2 separate regions of the Mus musculus genome follow, and region 1 is linked to region 2. The links are chromatin contacts, found by POLR2A ChIA-PET in ENCODE. All regions are on one chromosome and are shown on one strand. Each heading gives the region's core, a stretch centred on a gene start or an enhancer-like site at or near the end of the contact. The rest is flanking DNA. Distances are from core to core; before and after follow the strand shown. Region 1 holds the start of Pmm1 (phosphomannomutase 1). Region 2 holds the start of Tob2 (transducer of ERBB2, 2).

Region 1 (5,658 bases), core at 781-3,280, 100 kb after region 2:
AGCTAGCTAGCGACAAGGGGAGAGAAGAAACGGGAACTCTGGCCCCCACAAAAACATAAGTTGGTGCAACTGTTTTGAAAGTATTTGGCAACATCTACTGACACCTCTCATGTCCATCCCCTGTCCACTAGCATTTCAGCTTCTCTGCTCCTTGGGGTATGGTTTGTAATAGTGAAATACTGGCTGCAAGCAACTCTTATGCTTATCTGCCAGACAGTGACACATACTTCCTTGGAAACATTACCAGACCAGGGCACAGATAAAGCCAGATCTGTGCTTCCAACGGGGCAAGGTCTTAAAGCATGCTGTTTATGGTCTAAAGGAACTTGCAGGATACCATAAGCAGGATAATGCCAAGTCAGAAACAGAGCCTCACAAAATCATGTCTAGTATGTGCTGTGGGCAAAGCAATTGAGATAAAGGGGCTCCAGTATACTACCTCGAGGATGGGGGCTGGGCCTGGGATACTGGCGAGGTTCGAAGTGGTCTTTAGCCTTTAAAGTTTTCATTACTTACATGTATAATTAAAAATTAGCTTTGGAAAGCATTAAACTGCAGGGCAGTGGTGGCGGATGCTTTTAATCCCAGCACTTGGGAGGCAGAGGCAGGCAGATTTCTGAGTTCGAGGCCAGCCTGGTCTACAGAGTGAGTTCCAGGGCAGCCAGGGCTATACAGAGAAACCCTGTCTCAAAAAAACCAAAACAAGAAAAAAGAAGAAGAAAAAAAAAAGCATTAAGCTTTTCTAGTAAGCATTAAGTCTGTCTAGTAGTAGACAAATTGACAGGCGGTTCTTGTTCAGGCCTTGCCAAGTCAGTGCAGCACAAGGATCAGGCATGCCTAGGCTAGACCACCTCCTTTCCAATCCTGCATCTTCCTGATCCACCTCTGCTGGATGGAAAGAAAGATGCCCGATTCCTTCTGGAGAGTGGAAGGCCTACCAGGAAGCTAAGACTTAGGTTCACACGGGCTTCTGCCCAGTAGCTCGGCCCCCCACCCCCATTTCTGCTCTGATCATCCCGGTGATCCCAAAGGTAGAAGGATGGGTGAGAACGACCCAGGATGACTCGAAGGGAGAAAAACTAGGTATGGCTAAAGACTGGAGGGTGAACTATAAAGTGCAGACAGGAGAATGCACTCCCATTTTTTACAGTGCTTCTATTGTAAACAGACTAGCCCTGGGGCCTTTCACCTTCACATGGGTGGAACCAAAAGGATACCAATAACAAAAACCAAAACTCATCAGAAAAGCAGCTCTCTTTCCCTCCAACTCCAGGTGGAAGGTAAACAAACATCCTAAGAGGCTTAAGGAGCTAAACCCAGTTTTAGGCCTATGGACGCCAGAGTGCAAAGACTCAGAGATCTTCCTTGCCCTCAGTAGAGGGCGACCGTGGGCTTAGAAGCGCACGGAGCTCTGCCTGGAACGCCGCGTTCTCACGCTAGCTTGAGGACGGACTAGTTGTGCATCCTAGGGCTAAAATGGGGTAAGACCACCCCAGAGCCCAGCCTGGGCCTGTGCAAGCCTGGAACTGGGGATACCCGCCCTATCGCCCATAGACGCTCCTCCCGGAGGCTGGATACAGCATCTGCGCTCCCGGCAGGAACGTGGATGCCAACCCGCGCGGGGAGCGCTGAGGCCTGGAAGGCCGAGAGGGCCTGGGTCCCATCTCCTCGGTGACAGGAGCCGGTACCACTGCACTCCACGTTTCCGACAGGGTCGCGCAGGTGTCTGCGTTGACATGGCAGTGACGGCTTCACGCTGGGTCACGGATGCCGGCGTGACTCTGGGCGGGAGCTTTGGAACCTCGAGGCCCTTACCTGGCGAGCTGGCGTGAGGGTCCCGTCCACGTCAAACAGGCAGAGGATGCGCTCTTTCCTGCGGGCGCCCTCGACGGCGACTGCCATGGCTGTAGCTCCGCGCGCCAAGCGCTGTCGCTGCAGCCACCGCCAGGGTCGCGTGCGACAGAGGCCGGGCGGGGCCGGGGCGGGGCCAGCTGCGCAGCACGGGGAGGAGCAGTGGCCATCGGCCCTCCCGCGAGGGGGCGGGGCCTGCGGCGCCGAAAGAAGAGTACAGGCACCTAGGATTGAGGGGCGTGGCAGTAGGCGGGGTCAGAGTCCTCGTACCCGACGGAGATAGGAACCGGCGGGAAAAGGGGTTGAACCGGAAGACAGTGTCGGGCCAGCGGGTTGAGGTTGATCTCAGGGCGCTCCCTACGGTGGGGGGGGGGGGGGGTTGGGGGGCAAGGGCGGGACTCAGAGCCTTCTGCTTGTGATTCCCAAGGTTAGTAGGACGAAGGTATTGCCTTGTCATCTTGAGCTTGAAGTCTCAGGGAGAACCCGGCGTGCTGGCTCACCTGTGATCCAGCCCTTCTGAGGCAGAGGCCCTTATCTACAAAACAAGTTCCGGGCCAGCCAGGGCTACATACTCTGTTTTGTTTTGTTTTTTCAAAACAAGAGTTTCCCTTTGTAGCCTTGACAGCCTTGGATAAGACCCTATTTTTTAAAACAAAACAAACAACAAAAAAAGGGAGGGGGAGAGAGAGAAGGAAGAAAAGAGAAAAATATCCCATGATGGCTTTTACCTACTGTGAGAAATGTTTGTTGCTTTTTTTTTTTTTCCAATCAAAAGTAACCTACTAAGGGCCAATATGCCATAAATCTCTAACTTGTAAGCTTTTATGCGAGTCTTTTTTGTTGTGTTATTTTGTCGTGTGTGCCTGGGGTGATGTGCACTAAGTACATGCAGGAGCCCACCTAAGTCAGGATGGAAGTGAGTGTCAGATCCTCTGGACCTGGAATTACCCACAGTTGTGAGCTTCCTTGTAGGTGCTGGGTGTCAAATCCCTGATCCTCTGCAGGAGGCCAGAAGAAAGCTTCAGATTCCTAGTTCTGGAGGTACAAGCAGTTGTAAGCTGCCCAGTATGGGTGCTGAGAATTGAACTCAGGTCCTCAGTAAGAGTAATAAGTGGAGCACGCCTTTAATATCAGCACTCAGGAGGCAGAGGCAGGCGGATTTCTGATTTCGAGGCCAGCCTGGTCTACAAAGTGAGTTCCAGGACAGCCAGGACTACACAGAGAAACCCTGTCTCTAAAAAACCAAAACCAAAAAAAAAAAAAAAAAGACATCATGCCAGGAACAGATCTAGGGCAAGGTTTATTGGGGAAATGGAGTGGGAACATGAGAGGGAGAGAGAAATAAAGACAGACAGACAGACAGAATAAGCAAGTGAGAGAGAATCATGGTGTTCAGAGATGTTCAGAAGTACCTTTTTTAAAAAAGGTTTATTTACTTATATGAGTACACTGTAGCTGTCTTCAGACATACCAGAAATGGTCATCAGATGGTTGTGAGCCACCATGTGGTTGCTGGGATTTGAACTCAGGACCTTCGGAAGAGCAGCAGTGCTCTTAACCGCTGAGCCATCTCTCCAGCCCCTTTCTATATCTTTTTGTCATTTTTAAAAAGATTTATTTATTGATTATATGTAAGTACACTGTAGCTGCCCCCTTTCTGTCATTCTTTCTTTTTTTTTTTTTTTTTTTTTTTTGAGACAGAGACAGAGTTTCTCTGTATAGCCCTGGCTGTCCTAGAACTCACTTTTTAGACCAGGCTGGCCTTGAACTCAAAAATCTGCCTGCCTCTGCCTCCCAAGTGCTGGGATTACAGGCATGTGCCACCACTGTCTGGCATTGACTTTTTAAATTTTTTTTGTTTGTTTGTTTTTGTTTTTTTGAAACAGGGTTTCTCTGTATAGTCCTGGCTGTCCTGGAACTCACTTTGTAGACCAGGCTGGCCTTGAAATCAGAAATCCGCCTGCCTCTGCCTCCTGAGTGCTGAGATCAAAGGCGTGCACCACCACACCCAGGTTCTTTCTGTCATTCTTAATTACATTTTTACTTATTTATGTGTTTCTGTGTGGGCATGTGCATGAAACACCTCATGTGTGTGTGTGTATGTGGGGGGGGTTAGAGGGCAATTTTAAAGAGCCGCTTTTCTCTCTCCACCATGCAGAGACTTGAACTCAGGTTAATAGATTTGCCACTGGCACCCTTTTCCATCTCAGTGGACAATGCACATTAAGTGTTTTTGACCTGGTCTTGAGCATAAGGGGTAAGAAAAAGAGAAGAGGGGCTGGAGAGATTGCTCAGTGGTTAAGAGAGCACTGGATGCTCTTCCAGAGGACCCAGGTTCAAATCCCAGAACCCACATGGCAGCACACAGCTCTCTGTAACCCCAGTTCTAGGGGATTGGATAATCTTGTCTGCTTCACAGTATCTTCCAAGCATGGGGTGGGAGTACAGAGCCTCATACAGCCACACAGCAACACACATACACACACACAGAAAACAAGAGAAAAGAAAAGAAAAGAAAAGAAAAGAAAAGAAAAGAAAAGAAAAGAAAAGAAAAGAAAAGAAAAAAGGAAGCCAGGCAGTGGTGGTACATGCCTTCACACCTTTAATGCCAGCACTTGAGAGGCAGAGGCAGACAGATCTCTTGAGTTTGAGTTCGAAGCCTGGTCTACAGAATGAGTTCCAGGAGAACCAAGGCTAGGCAGAGAAATCAGGTCTCTGAAAACCAACCAACCACAAACAAATAGTGACTCCTTCCCATGTGTGTGTACAGATACTTGTGTTCCTTTGCTTGATTTCCTTATCATGTAATGTAGTACCAATTAAGAGAATATCAGTGGTTATCTTATTTGAGATACCAAAGCCTGTCCCTCGAGGGACATTTCTTACCTGTTTTGAATTTGTAATGTGTAGGCGGTTGTATGAGGGATGGTTGTTATTAGGCCCAAAGGAGACTACAACTCCCCAGACTCCAATAGAACAGTGACTAGAAAAGAAAGGAAATAATTTAGACAGGAGGGACTTAACTTTCTGTTTTTGTTTCAACTTTCCTTAGATCTTTTCTCTCTATAAAAAACAAACTTGGGCTGGTGAGATGGCTCAGTGGGTAAGAGCACCCGACTGCTCTTCCGAAGGTCCAGAGTTCAAATCCCAGCAACCACATGGTGGCTCACAACCATCCGTAATGAGATCTCCCTCTTCTGGAGTGTCTGAAGACAGCTACAATGTACTTACATATAATAAATAAATAAATCTTTAAAAAAAAAAAAAAAAAAAAAAAACAAACTTCAGCAGGGCATGGTGGCACACACTTTTAATCCCAGCACTCACTCGGCAGAGGCAGGCAGATTTCTGAGTTCAAGGCCGGCCTGGTCTACAGAGTGAGTTCCAGGACAGCCAGGGCTATATAAAGAAACCCTGTCTCGAAAAAACAAAAAAACAAAACCAAAAAAAAAAAAAAAAAAAAAAAAAACCAAACTTCTAGCCAGTGATGGGGGGTGGTCATGTCTATAATCCCCAAGAAGGTTCTAGAGCTCAGAGCCATCTTAAGCTACATAGTGGATTCAAGGACATCCAGGCATGCCATGCAATAAGAACCTTGTAGAAGGCAAGGTGGCATGTACCATGTACCTGTGATTGCAGGGGGAAGCTGAAGAAAGCAGATTGCCTGAAGGTCAGTGTGAAGAGCTTTTGCTGCCAGATTCTAGAAATTTGGCAAGAATTTGACATTGGACTAGGAAAGGTTAGTAGGCACAGATAAGAATATTTGCATTAGAGCTAATACAAAGCTCAAGGTAAACTCAGCTCAAG
Region 2 (5,483 bases), core at 2,239-4,738:
GAAGATACACAGATCTGTGCATAATTAAAAATAATAAGTTAGAAAAAAATGGAGGTTTGAAAGGACTACAGTGGTCCACTGAAGGTGTCCAACATGAGGAGAACGTTTGCATCAGGTCTCTGGAAGGGGCCTGAAGTTACGAGTGGTATTTTTAAAGGATTTTTTGAAAAGTAAAACAGATTCAGTGTCAATGTGATACTGTCTTAAACGCACTGTAGAGTCTCTTAAAACGAGCCTCTTAGTTATTCTACCCGGAAGGGCTTCTACACCTTTCTAGATGTAGAAACTTTCTCAAGTTTTGCTGTACAATTGCCTTCCAGTTACCCCTGTACCCCTGAACAGTACAGCCTCAGAAAGGGAACATTCTAAATGTAGGCCAAAGTCACTGAAAAGCTGCCTCACTCCAAACTACAATGGGATTGCTGTCATCAGCCCTGCCTAGAGAACCGGCATTCGTGGCATAAGCAACCGGGTCTGCACATCACTTATACCTCAGAGGTGTTCTGCACAGACAAGGACTCAAAGCGCCTCCTTCCCCTCTCTAACTGGAGGACATGTCAGGCCAGATGGACAGTGTGGAGCCTTACAAAAAGGCCAGGCGAGTAGAATGAGATCCCCTGCTCCATCAGCTCAGACTCTAATTTTGACTTCGAGAAGCTTACAGAGCAGAGGATTAAAGTGCTGCTACTGTCCTGTCTTCAGCTAAAGATAGGCGCAACCATTTGGCCGAGTTTGTTTTTTTAGAAAGTGATGGGCAAATTATAGTCCTTATATATAAAATATTTATGGAAGTACGTTAAGATTGGAAAGCTTAGAAATAACTACCCTTCCAAAAAAGAACAAACAGATCTGTTAAGCAGCTGCAGTGGACTCGGATCTTTTTTTTTTTTTTTTTTCAACAAAACACTAGAAAGATAACCAAAGAAAGAAAGGAAGGAAGGAAGGAAGGAAGGAAGGAAGGAAGGAAGAAAGCGAGAGAGAAGCAATGTTGTAGAAAGGGCGAGGAAAAGGAATCTATACCTCCCATATAAAAAATTCAGGTATCTCAAATTCCCAACATCCTAGAATCAATCATCTCCATGCTTCAGGTAAATGTGGGTAGGTGGGGGCATTTTAACATGGTCAAGAAGTACAGCCACAGTGGACAGCGACAGCAAGGCTCAGCTTGCTTCCCAGGGATTAGTCCTTAGCTTTTATCCTGGAGGCAGCGGCCCAGCGGGCAATATAGATTGCAGCCCTTCCAGGATATTTGCAGTGATGAGCGCATCGGGCTTACACCCCATATCACAGTCCAAGGCAGGTCCCTTCAGGGATCTCAGGGGCCCCAGGCTCGCCTCACTCAAGGCGGTACCGCTCAGCACTCTGGGAGACGTAGTCCTCTGGCCTCCTGGCGAGGCTAGAAACTCGTGACCTACTTTTCGAGCACACTACACTTCCCTGTGTACTACGCGAGGGCCCAGCCAGATAGACCGCGCATGCCCCGCTCTAGGTCCTGGCCAAGGGTCCGAAGCCCAGGAAAAGTTTCCGATGCACATGCGCACTGCAGCGAGTGGGTGCCCCCCCCCCCCCATCACCAGAGACGTTTGGCATAAATCTGCCCATAAGGCCTCTCACCGGGTATCCTTTCTCCCCACGTCCTTGTTCAGGCTAGACTCCAATAACTCCCCTTTTCTTTCATGACCTCCTAAGCTTACTGAATCAGGGCTCTGCAACTAAGGGGTTTTTCCTAGATGAACCAGGTGGGCTGGAATGGATAGAGCCACCGCTCCGGCCCCAGCCTCTGGATCTCAAAGGAGTGTCGCTGTCTGTGGTAGATGTAGGAGCAGTGTATTCAAGAAGAAACGAGCCCTTTTCACCTAATACTCAGTAGGCTCTGCTCCAGCACCTCCACAGCCAGGAAGGGAATGGCAAGCATTAGATCCGATTCTCCAGTCTTGTTGGCCAAGCCAAAGAAATTCCTAGTAGAGCTGTGAGGAGGCACCCGGTCGACAATAAAGCCCGAAGCCGGTAGTGCCCAAGCCTTACCCCACTTTTAATACAAATCTGAGAAACCAGACCCAGGTAAAGGAAATGGGGAAAGGTTCCCAGGCAGGCAAGCAAAATCCGTACATCTGAAACCCGGGCATCATCCAATATTCAGAAAGTCTGAGTCTCCTCCCCATTACAAGGCCTACCCTAGGACCAGACTTACCAGATCCTCAGCAACCCTCCCCGGCAGGGTGTTAAACCTCCCTAATCCTGCCTCCCACACCAGCTGTTTTCCCCAGTGCTTAAGTGAGGCATTGGGGGTAGGCGCTCAGGCAAGCAACAGGATTTTTATTGTTGTTAAGAAATCAAAGAGAAACCAAACCCACTCCCAGGCCAGGGTGGATAGGTTAGGGTGGATGGGGGGGGGGGGGGTAGGTTAGACACCGAACTGGCACCGGAAACCCTGTCTGCTGATCCCAAAGCCTGCTGTGTGAAGTTCTGGTTGCTCCCAGGGGAGGGGATGGCTTTTCCCTTTTCCCTCCTTAGATTTTTGGTCAAGGGCGGAGTACATCCCCCTCAGACAGAAGGGGAAGTTTAGGAATAGAAGAGATCAGACACAATTAATACACTATCCGACAGGCTCTTTGGGTACTTTTTTTTCCGCCTACACAAGTATATAAAGAGCTCAACCTGCAATGAGTTCTTGCTCGGCAACCCAAGGGCACTCTCCACTAACCGGCCCTGTCACCAAGAAGGGGATGTCCAAATTTCCCATCTCACAGGTTCCAAAGGGACAGAAACAGACTGTGTTAATAATCACCACCCCGCACACGTGAAAAGCAGCCGAAAAATAAAGATAGAATCCCCTCCCTTCCCATAATTTATTTAACTCTGGCCAGAGTTTGGTTTCTGGGGGGGGGGGGCAAGGAAAACATAACGAGTGAGGCGTGAATAAATGGGGAAGGAGGTCAAGGAGGAAACGCTCTCCGCTTAGGAGAGGGCCGCACTCGAAACTAGGTACCCCAGGATCAAAGAGAGTGATGGAGAGCGAAACAGGGGCGGATCCGGAGAGGGGCAGCAGGGGAGTGGACCAGTGTGGGCGTCCCCCGCCCGCAAGCCCGCGCACTCACTCGGGTCTCCACGAAGGGTCCGCTCTGCAGGCCGCGGGACGGAGGTCTCTCTCCCAGCTTCCCGGGCACCGCGAGGCTGAGGGCCACGGTGTCCTTTTACGTCGTTTGAGGGTAGAGAGGGACGAGGACCGAGCTCATGTGATTCTTTCCGCTGTTTTTGGAGGTCGAGCTCGGCGGCGACGGCGCGGGGATGGCGGACCCGAGGATGGCACCCGTCACGCGGTGGATGGAGGCCAGCCCTGGATGTACTCGTCTGGCAGGTCCTGTCCTTCTGGCCTCTCGGTTCCCACGACACTCAGTCTCAACGACCTGCACCTTCCCGCGCCTGGGCCCGAAGTGAGCAAAGTCAATGAAAAGTTTCACCCTCAGCAACCCTGCGCATGAATCTGCTTTCCCCACCCCTGCGTGATGCGTCCCTCCGCCCAGCCGGGGCGGGGCCGGGACTACTTTTCCTCCCTTGGCATCTTTAACCCCTCGCAGCCCAGTCGTAGGTTGGGATTCCAGGTTCTGCGGGAAGTGTAATAGCGATCTTCTCACCTTGTCTCCTCTAGACCCCTCCCTGCCACGTCCTCAGCGGGGCTGCTCACCCTCGGAATCCTTCTGAGCGCCTTAGCGCCGGATTTCTTCTCTTAAGACTCCAAAGCAGTCTGAGCTCGCCATGTACGTTTTTTTCTTTTTTTTTTAAACCGGTGTAGACCAACCCCGGGGAGGGTAGGGACAGACCTGGAACACAACAGGCCATTAGGAAGTAGCCTGGGACACAGTGGCTGTTGCTGGCATCACCGGGGCCCTGAGAACTCCAAACCCTAGCCCCAGCTCTCAAAGTTCCCTAAGACCTAGACGGCATGACTCTTCAGTTCTGACGGTCCCCGTGACTTGAACTCCCCGGTTCCGATTTGTTCATTCTGAATTTGGGGAGACAGTGGCACGATGCCACCTCCAGGAAGGTTCTGGATCTGAGTGTAGGCTAACCTGAGTTTACCAGTGTCGCCCTCCTGGTGGGGACGTGGAAGATCGAAGGGAAGGGAAGGGTGCAAGAAGATCGAGGGTTAGAAAAAAGAGCGGAGCACCGGTTAGTCATGCACTCCCAGCCCGGAAAGTTGGGTCCCAAACACCATAATAGGGCTGGCCACGCGCGACCGCCGCCCCTCTGCTGAGGTCCTCGAGCTCTCTGGAGCAGGTTACCCACGCACAGGAGAGCATGAGAGCCGCGCTCCTTCTAGCAATAGTCGCAGAAGAAGCGCCAGCCCTGGCAAGGTGAGCAGGGTGTTCATTAAGCCCGACAGCACCCGGCGGCGGCGAAGCGAGGCGCACCCGGGCCCGGATTTTGGTCACGCTTTTTCTACTCTGTGGCTTTGTGACAGTGCAGGCTCAGCGATGAGGGGGTCTAGGATCTGTGGCGGGTTGAAACCCTAGGAGAACTGGACTATCAGACTAGGCTGGAGGACCGCTGGCCTTGTGTACAGTTCCCCTAGCCCCCGCCTTAGTTCGCCTATTTTCCAATTCAACAACCCCTCCTCTTCTTCTTTTTTTTTTTTCTTGGGGGGGGGGGTTCGAGACAGGGTTTCTCTGTATAGCTCTGACTGTCGTGGAACTCACTTTGTAGACCAGGCTGGCCTCGAACTCAGAAATCAGCCTGCCTCTGTCTCCCGAGTGCTGGGATTAAAGGCGTGCACCACCACGCCTGGCCAACCCCTATTCTTTATTCACGTTCCTGAAGGTTCCGGTGCAACGGCAGTCTCCGAACCCACGTGGGGCGGTGAGATCGGAAAGTTTCCAGTTACGAACTGTGTGCGTTTTATTTTCCTTGATCACGTAGGCAAGAGCAGAGATCAACGGAGGTATAGAGATTTAAATACGCTTTCCTAGACAGGAGGAGAGAAATGCCGGGCGGGAGGGCAAACTCCGCGGTGCCAGGATGGCAGGAGGAAACCTAAGCGCGTGTGTCCCATCCCCCACAATCCGAGCTGGACAGCCCGGGGGCTTCTCCTGGGACTACTTGTGCGTCAGCAAGCGTCATACATGCCCCTCTTCACTTCACCCTTCCCTTTTAGCAGCCCTGCCCCCACCCCCCCACCCCCAGTGTTCCATCTAATGCCATGAGACCGCCCACAAGGATGAAAGCTAAAAATAAAACAGATATGTTAGCAACAGCCCTCCCATTGGCCGTCAAGCAGAGAGAGACGTCTGATTGGGTTTTAGATACAGCTTCTGGTAAGCAAACGTTTGTACCCTTTGGTATCGCAAGGGAAGCTGGTATTTGTAGTCTATCATTAGAGGCGGCCATAGAAATAGGTGGGTTTATATCCCGGTTCTGCCACCCACTGTGTGTTTTCGATTTAATGCAACAAATATTCTTACGTTGACAAACACGATTATTCATTT

Evidence for each region. ChIA-PET counts read pairs that join two places held with the same protein, here RNA polymerase II (POLR2A).
Region 1: POLR2A ChIA-PET joins it to region 2 with 10 read pairs in Patski. The contact joins the promoter of Pmm1 here to the promoter of Tob2 in region 2. POLR2A ChIA-PET finds 5 or more read pairs at or near these places in 3 of 5 experiments (Patski and embryonic stem cell).

The regions. Positions count from the first base shown.
Region 1 is chr15:81,958,900-81,964,557 of GRCm38, forward strand. Pmm1 (phosphomannomutase 1) reads right to left here and starts at 2,031. Exons shown (of 8, transcript NM_013872.4): 1 at 1,816-2,031. The coding sequence starts at 1,902.
Region 2 is chr15:81,854,838-81,860,320 of GRCm38, forward strand. Tob2 (transducer of ERBB2, 2) reads right to left here and starts at 3,489. Exons shown (of 2, transcript NM_020507.3): 1 at 3,099-3,489.